Linked DNA regions of Homo sapiens: regions 1 and 2 are each linked to region 3. The links are chromatin loops, found by intact Hi-C in ENCODE. Cell type or tissue: MCF 10A. All regions are shown on one strand. Region 1 overlaps BICC1 (BicC family RNA binding protein 1). Region 2 has its middle 30 kb from the start of CISD1. Region 3 holds the start of BICC1 (BicC family RNA binding protein 1).

What was found. A loop is a pair of places that touch in the nucleus more often than their neighbours do. Peaks named below come from ENCODE experiments on the same cell type or tissue, not always from the same donor. Only the 100,000 strongest peaks of a DNase experiment are listed, where the experiment ranks them.
Region 1: a loop joins it to region 3, with 3 times the contacts of the local background. A loop is called at or near these places in 6 of 110 quality-filtered maps.
Region 2: a loop joins it to region 3, with 4 times the contacts of the local background. A loop is called at or near these places in 12 of 110 quality-filtered maps.

Annotation. Positions count from the first base shown.
Region 1 is chr10:58,640,265-58,642,764 of GRCh38, forward strand. All of the region lies in intron 2 of BICC1 (BicC family RNA binding protein 1), which reads left to right. Among named protein-coding and RNA genes, the nearest start is that of BICC1, 130 kb to the left of the region's middle. In MCF 10A, a CTCF peak has its summit at 1,167; DNase peaks (open chromatin) are centred at 1,087, 1,637 and 2,207.
Region 2 is chr10:58,298,239-58,300,738 of GRCh38, forward strand. No RefSeq gene overlaps it. Among named protein-coding and RNA genes, the nearest start is that of CISD1, 30 kb to the left of the region's middle. In MCF 10A, a CTCF peak has its summit at 1,458 (motif pointing right); a DNase peak (open chromatin) is centred at 1,463.
Region 3 is chr10:58,512,522-58,515,021 of GRCh38, forward strand. It overlaps BICC1 (BicC family RNA binding protein 1), which reads left to right and starts at 351. Exons shown (of 21, transcript NM_001080512.3): 1 at 351-812. The coding sequence starts at 623. In MCF 10A, no CTCF peak of the experiment used is centred here; a DNase peak (open chromatin) is centred at 1,300.

The DNA.
Region 1 (2,500 bases), 130 kb after region 3:
TTATTTGCTATTTGGATATAAAAAGGTGTCAGTTGTATAGGAAGAAACCAAAGTTATAATAGAGTGTTTGTACCAAAATGTTTACCTATAAACAGGTAGGGCTGTCATGAAATGCAATAACTAATCCTTATCCATACTGAAGAAAGCTGCATTGTGGCTTTTTTACATGCAAAGTCTTAAGGTGTTATAACTTAAGTTAGATTTTAAATAAATTATGGACTGCCCTTCTTCCCTTTGTGACCTCTTAAATCTCTGAGACCAAAAATATTTACATATGCAGCTTATAGACATTTGTTAAACCCTAAGATGGTTATTGCAGCCATGGGATACTCAATTAACTGTGCATTTACTCACCAAAAATTGTTTTTGAGCCCACTAGTGTGTGGCAGGTACTGAGTTGGGCCTTTGGAATACAGTGGTGAGCAGTTATGACATGGATTCTGCCATTATGGAGCAAACATAAATTTCACTGAAGAATGCAGACAAAGTATAGAGAAATGAGTAGATAGAATAATTACTGATTATAATGTGTCTACGAAAGAAACAACTTGGAAGGGACCTATTACATGGTGAACACATCAAGTAAAAAGCTCTTCAATTTTTAAACAAAATAATTTTGAGGGACAGCTAAATTTTCATCACTTGCTTTGGATAGATAAAAAGCTTTCTTAAGTGTCTATTTCAACTTTCAAAAGCAGTTCTTTGCTTTTCCACTTAGAAAAACACATTTAAAAATTCTTGCCCATTGAGGATATAATTGTATTTTCTTTCAATTGTCTTTATTGGAATTCTTTTACAATTCTTCCAAAACAATAATACATTCCTTAGAGCTGAGCCTCAGCAGGAAAAATGAAGCATCTCATTTGATGTATTATTCCATTACCTATGATGTCAAGGCAGTTGGTAAATAATTTCTTTTTATAGAGCAACCACAGGGGTTGCTAACAGTGCAATCCCCAGGAAATGATTTTGGGAAGCTCTATCATGCGATGGCTGCTATTCATTATCTACTCTGTGTTGGACAGGCTCGGGGTTTTGTTTGCCTTTTAAATCAGGGCAACACTTGCATTGTGGTTTTGCCGTCGTGCCCTTGCTTCATGTTGGAATTTTTCTAGGACTTATTGCAGATTCAGAGGCAGATGTTTGTCTTCCTGAGGTTAGGAGATGATTTGGCGCCATCTAGGTTGACTTCTTTTTTTTCTTTCCTTTTTTTTTTTGCTTTCCTGGAACAAACACTATTACCAAATACATTTCAAGCAATGAAAATAGCTCAGTAGAAATGGTATGGTGGTGCCTTCATACCCTTGGCTATTCGAGTATTGACTAGTCTTAGAGAGATTAATCATTTGTAATTTTAAGTTCTAATAATACAGCGAAGGTTATCATTTGTATTTTAGGAAACTTTATAGCCTCTGTACTTTGTAATGGAGAATGAGTTGGCTGTGGGGTTAACAATGTGGTTATATAGATAAAACCTCTTTTGAGAGATTCTTTTTTCAAGAAATTGTGGTAAAACACACATAAAAGTTACCATTTTAACCATTTTTAAGTATACAGTCTAGTGGTGTTAGCATTGTTGGGATTCACATTGTGTTAGGAATTCACATTGTGATTCACATTGTGTTGGAATGTGAATCACAGCAGTATGAATGTACCTAACGTTGCTATTTTGACGTCTAAATGGCCACATGTTTTCAGAGAAAATAATTTAACATTGAAACATAGTTACAAAATATCTTGCAGGGAAGACACAATTTGAAATTGTAATAGCAGTGCTGCAAGTTTATAGTAAAACTGGAATAGCCAGGTCTCTTCAAGGCCAGCTTTGCACATTTAAGTGAATAGTAAATAGTTACTCTAAAGCTGGCATTTAGAATTATTAATTAATTGGTAAGTGCTGAATACCTGGAAAATAGCCCAGGGAAGTATCTGCATTTTGTGAGGTGTGAGTTAGGCTCTGCACTTTCGGGGTGAATGAAAATGAACAGCAGCTACTCATGGTGGCTTCTTATTCCTGAGTTCCGAAAGAGGCTGGGGGTGTTTTCATGTACTGAGTACTGTCATTATGTAGATCTTAGCTTGTCTTCCCTGAAATGTTTATTAAATCTCTATGTGTTGTGTTCCAGGGTGTGGAAGAGTGACTTTGGTTGGTTAGAGGAAGAGGTCAGAATGATGAGTTCTAGGTTGGCATTATTCCTGGAATGTCATGGAACTTTTCCTGTAATGAGTTCCTGGTGACTTGAGAACATTTGCAAAACCGTGCCCTCAACGTCTAGCTGTGCAGTCATCCTTTCTGTTCCACTCAGCCAGTGGTCTCCCAGGAAAGTGTGGTTGACTGTACAACCCATCATTCTATTGCACCAGTCACCAAAAACACATATGCTCCTGACAATATGAACCATTTATTATTATTATTATTATTATTATTATTATTATTATTATTATTATTATTATTATTGAGGCAGGATCTTGCTCTGCCACCCAGGTTGGAGTGCAGTGA
Region 2 (2,500 bases), 210 kb before region 3:
ATCAAAACCACAATGAGATACCATCTCACACCAGTTAGAATGGCAATCATTAAAAAGTCAGGAAACAACAGGTGCTAGAGAGGATGTGGAGAAATAGGAACGCTTTTACACTGTTGATGGGACTGTAAATTAGTTCAACCATTGTGGAAGTCAGTGTGGTGATTCCTCAGGGATCTAGAACTAGAAATACCATTTGACCCAGCCATCCCATTACTGGGTATATACCCAAAGGACTATGAATCATGCTGCTATAAAGACACATGCACACGTATGTTTATCACGGCATTATTCACAATAGCAAAGACTTGGAACCAACCCAAATGTCCAACAATGATAGACTGGATTAAGAAAATGTGGCACATATACACCATGGAATACTATGCAGCCATAAAAAATCATGAGTTCGTGTCCTTTGTAGGGACATGGATGAAATTGGAAATCATCATTCTCAGTAAACTATCACAAGAACAAAAAACCAAGCACCACATATTCTCACTCATAGGTGGGAACTGAACAATGAAAACACATGGACACAGGAAGGGGAACATCACACTCTGGGGACTGTTGTGGGGTTGGGGGAGGGGGGAGGGATAGCATTAGGAGATATACCTAATGCTAAATGACGAGTTAATGGGTGCAGCATGCCAGCATGGCACATGTATACATATGTAACTAACCTGCACATTGTGCACATGTACCCTAAAACTTAAAGTGTAATAATAATAAAATTTAAAAAATAAAAATAAATAAATAAAATAAAAATTAGCCGGGCGTGGCAGCGGGCGCCTGTAGTCCCAGCTACTCAGGAGGCTGAGGCAGGAGAATGGCGTGAACCCGGGAGGTGGAGCTTGCAGTGAGCCGAGATCGCGCCACTGCATTCCAGCCTGGGCGACAAAGCGAGACTCCGTCTCAAAAAAAAAAAAAACATGGATAAGAAAACTATCTCACAGAGTTGTCATGAAGGTGGAATGCACAGGAAGCACTTTCCACTGTGCACAACACCTGGTAAGTGTGTTCCATTATTCATTACTGTCCATTTTGGTTCAGCAGTTTAACAGCATGTCAGAATGAGTAGGAATCATAACTACTGCATAGTCATGAGTGTTTCCATTCAAAGAAGCCATTTTCTTTATTAGAAACTATAGCTTAGTGGTAACTATAGTCAACCAACTACAGTTGTTCTGGGGACTAAGGTTGCTTTCTTTGTTATACCCTTTGATTAATAATGTTAAAAGACCCAGAAGAAGAAACTGGAGAAGGACAGAAGCAATAAACACATCACACAAAGGTGAGGAGGTTGGAAATCTGAACTGAGAGAAGTAGCTCAAACATTTCTACTTTTTTCTAGTTCCTCTTTTGTCCTTTAGCCTCCTTTATTAATATCTGCTCCATAGGGGGAAAGCCTAGTGAGAAATCCAAGTTTTAGGGACCTCTATGCACTTGTTACCATGTCCACCAGGGGGAGGCCTGACAACACATTTCTGTGGTAAGGTAATAGGTGGGAGTGGGTCAAAGTCTCTTTTTTGTAGAAGTTTCTCATTAACACTTCATCAAGATTAGAAAAACAGTGATACTGTTGACGAATGCACGTGTGCCACTTGATTTCAAAGAAGCAAGTTGATTTCAACCGTCTAATTTTTTATTGGTGTGCTAAGAAAGGGGCGAATATAAACCCTAAGGGCAGAATCAAAAACCAGACTGTAAGCTGATCAAAGTAAGGGGATCTTAGACTGTTCTTTTATCAGTAGGACAGAAAAATGCACACTGGCAGAGAGCTCTAAGAAATTCCACATGTAATATCAAATAAAATTTCTAATCTCACATTGCCTTCAAATACATCTTAAATTATAGGAAATGTTTAATACACTTCTGGGGTGAAGCACATTTCTCTACCCTTACTCTTTTAAGTTTATGGGTTTTTTTTTTCCTGCTGGGTAAGAAGGATTCCATATATTCATAATTCCGCACTCGGATGAAATGAAGAGTCAACTTTCTATGGTATATCTCTGTGTATTTATATATTTGTAGTATTTATGATGTCTTACAAATACCAACTGCAAGCTAAAAAGTCACTTTACAGATAGAAATCAAGGTATAAAGTATGCAATTAGAAAAGAAGTAAACATGCCTTTGGGGATTATTATTTATTTATTTATTTTTGAGACCGAGTCTCGCTTGGTCGCCCAGGCTGGAGTGCAGTAGTGCGATTTCAGCTCACTGCAAACTCTGCCTCCCAGGTTCAAGTGATTCTCGTGCCTCAGCCTCCTGCGTAGCTGGGATTACAGGTGTGCCCAGCTAATTTTTGTATTTTTAGTAGAGACGGGGTTTCACCATGATGGCCAGGCTGGTCTCGAACTCCTGACCTCAAGTGATCCACTGCCTCAGCCTCCCAAAGTACCGGGATTACAGGCATGAGCCACCGTGCCCAGCCTGATTATAATTTATATTGGAAGTTATTGTATAAGCAGAAAATTCAGAGAGATCCAGAAAAGAGGTGGGA
Region 3 (2,500 bases):
AGCATGTAGGGGGAAGAGATTTGTATGTGTAAGTGCAGAAAAGTAGTAGTGTGTGTGATGTGTGTGTGTAGACAGGAATTACGTGGATACTCCATGTGCGTTCAGGAGTGTGTGTGTTTGAGGAGCTATGAAAGTGCATGTATGGAAAGGATTTATACGTGTAAGTGCAGAAAGTGGCAGTGTGTACGTGGTGTGTGTGTGCGCGCGCGAGTGTGTGAGCGCCAGGGGCCGCCCGCCCGCCGCGGCTCCCCGTGGGCTGGCCGGGCCAATGAGCGCGCGGCTGTAGGGGCGGCGGGCGGGGAGGGGGCGCCGAGCCCTGCGGATGGAGGCGCGGGCAGCGCGGCGCGCTCATTCCGCGCGGGCGTTGCTGGCGGGGGGCGGCGCAGCCACTGGACCCGGACCGGGGCCGCGACCCGGGGTGGCGGGTGGCGTGGGCGGCGCCCGGGGCTGGGATGCGCCGGGGGCTCAGTGGCGGCGGCGGCGTTGGCGGTGGCGTCGGCGGCTGCAGGGGGACGAGCTAGCGCCGCGGCGCTGGGAGCCAGTTGAGCCCGGCCGGCGAGCGGAGGCGGCAGCGCAGGCAGAGCGGCGGCGGCAGCGGGAGCCCGAGCGCTGCGCGCCCACCATGGCCGCCCAGGGAGAGCCCGGCTACCTGGCGGCGCAGTCGGACCCCGGCTCCAACAGCGAGCGCAGCACCGACTCCCCAGTGCCCGGCTCCGAGGACGACTTGGTCGCCGGGGCGACCCTGCACAGCCCGGAGTGGAGCGAGGAGCGCTTCCGCGTGGACAGGAAGAAACTTGAGGCCATGTTACAAGGTAGGCATCCCTCGTGTTCTCGGACTCTCCGACTGAGCCTCTAACTCCTTTTCGGACATCCCCACCGCGCGCTCCGGCGCCCGCTACTCCAGCCTACGGCCGGCCGGTTTAGCTCCAGGCCCGCTCCCCCGCGGAGCCGGAGGACACCCAGGGACTGGAGACTTCGCGGGACTCCCCACCCTTCCACGCCTCTCAGATTTCCAGGCGCTGGGGGCCCTGTGCGAACTTGACTGGCTTCAGAAAAGCCGAAGGCCGAGTTTGTACTGGCGCGCCCAAGTTGCGTTCTGGACTTTGGAGATGCCAACTTTAGCCCGGACACCTGGGCTGTGCCATCCGGACCACTCGGGCCGCACAGAGTATGCGTGACCCTCCCCATTCCCTGGCAGCCTCGAGTTCTGTCTCTCTCCGTCTGTTTCACTCTCTCCCCTTGTCAGTATCCACTTCCTCCAGCTGAGGGGCCTTGTCTCACTATTGGGAAACGCTCTGCAGATGTCAAGGCTTAAGACAGGAGCTCCCGCCCCCACCCCTGTGGTCAAGGAGGGCCAGGATCGGGGTGAGCAGCCAAAGCGAGGGGGGAGTGTGGAGGCAGTGCTGCTGTGTTTGAGGACAGTGTTCATCTCTTGACAGGCTTATAAAACACATCTTGAGTTACATTCAGTCCATAAAAATCTTCCTATGCTATGGGTGTCTGACTTTGTCTTTCACAACTTAGAATTATTTTTAACTCTTTAATTTCTTTGGGACTTTCCCAGGTAGAAAATCTTCAACCATACTGGACCGAAAACAGATTCTGATTTATAATACGAGTGTTGGAGTGAACGTCAAAACGTCCAAGGTCATTTTGACCTTTCTTAAAACAGATAATTACTAGCCTACCTGTAGCCACCGATGTGGCTCATTTCCCACATCCAAAGAGAGAAATGAGTTAGTTTGAATGACTGTTATTCTTAAAATACGTGTACGGGACCAGGCGTTAGTCTCACTTAGGGCGCTGGTGAAGATTCATTCAGTAGCTAGTGTTCTTTTATCATGGAGGAGTTTGGAGTTTTTCAAACGTTATTTGTGGCTTTATGCATAACTTACTTTGACTTTATCAGTCAATGCATCGCAGTATGGGAATGATTTAGCCCTCTGTGGAAATGCAGTGGCTTTTTAGAACAATTAAGCAGGTTATTTTAAGAGAGAACAACATGTTTTCCAAAACAATAACTTGGTGGAAACAAATAGCAAGAGTGTTTGGCAGACGTTTTTTGGATGTGCTACAGGCTTTCCTCCCTTGTTGCTTATTTTTATTGACAAACATCCCTAATGTGTGTCATGTCTTTCTCTGTCTCTCCCCTTCCCTCTCTTTTTTTCTCAAATTATGTAACTTTTGAGGACAGTTACTTCTGTGATAAACTCTTCAAGTAAGACCGTTATAAGATAGATTTGGAAATTAAAGCCCCAGTTGCATTTCAGTAACTCATTTCAGTTATTTCGTCTGTTCTGTGGTTCTTTTTGCCTAGTTTATGATTATAAAACAAAATATTAAATTTATGTCAGGCATATATTGTGAGATCGTTTGGAATGAACTGATAGTAGCACATACTCATCCTTTTCAACCAGCTTTCAGTTTTCTACATTAGTTTGGAGTGATATGAAAGAATGATCTGTTTCACCTGCGCACAAACAAGTAAGGACAGTGATGT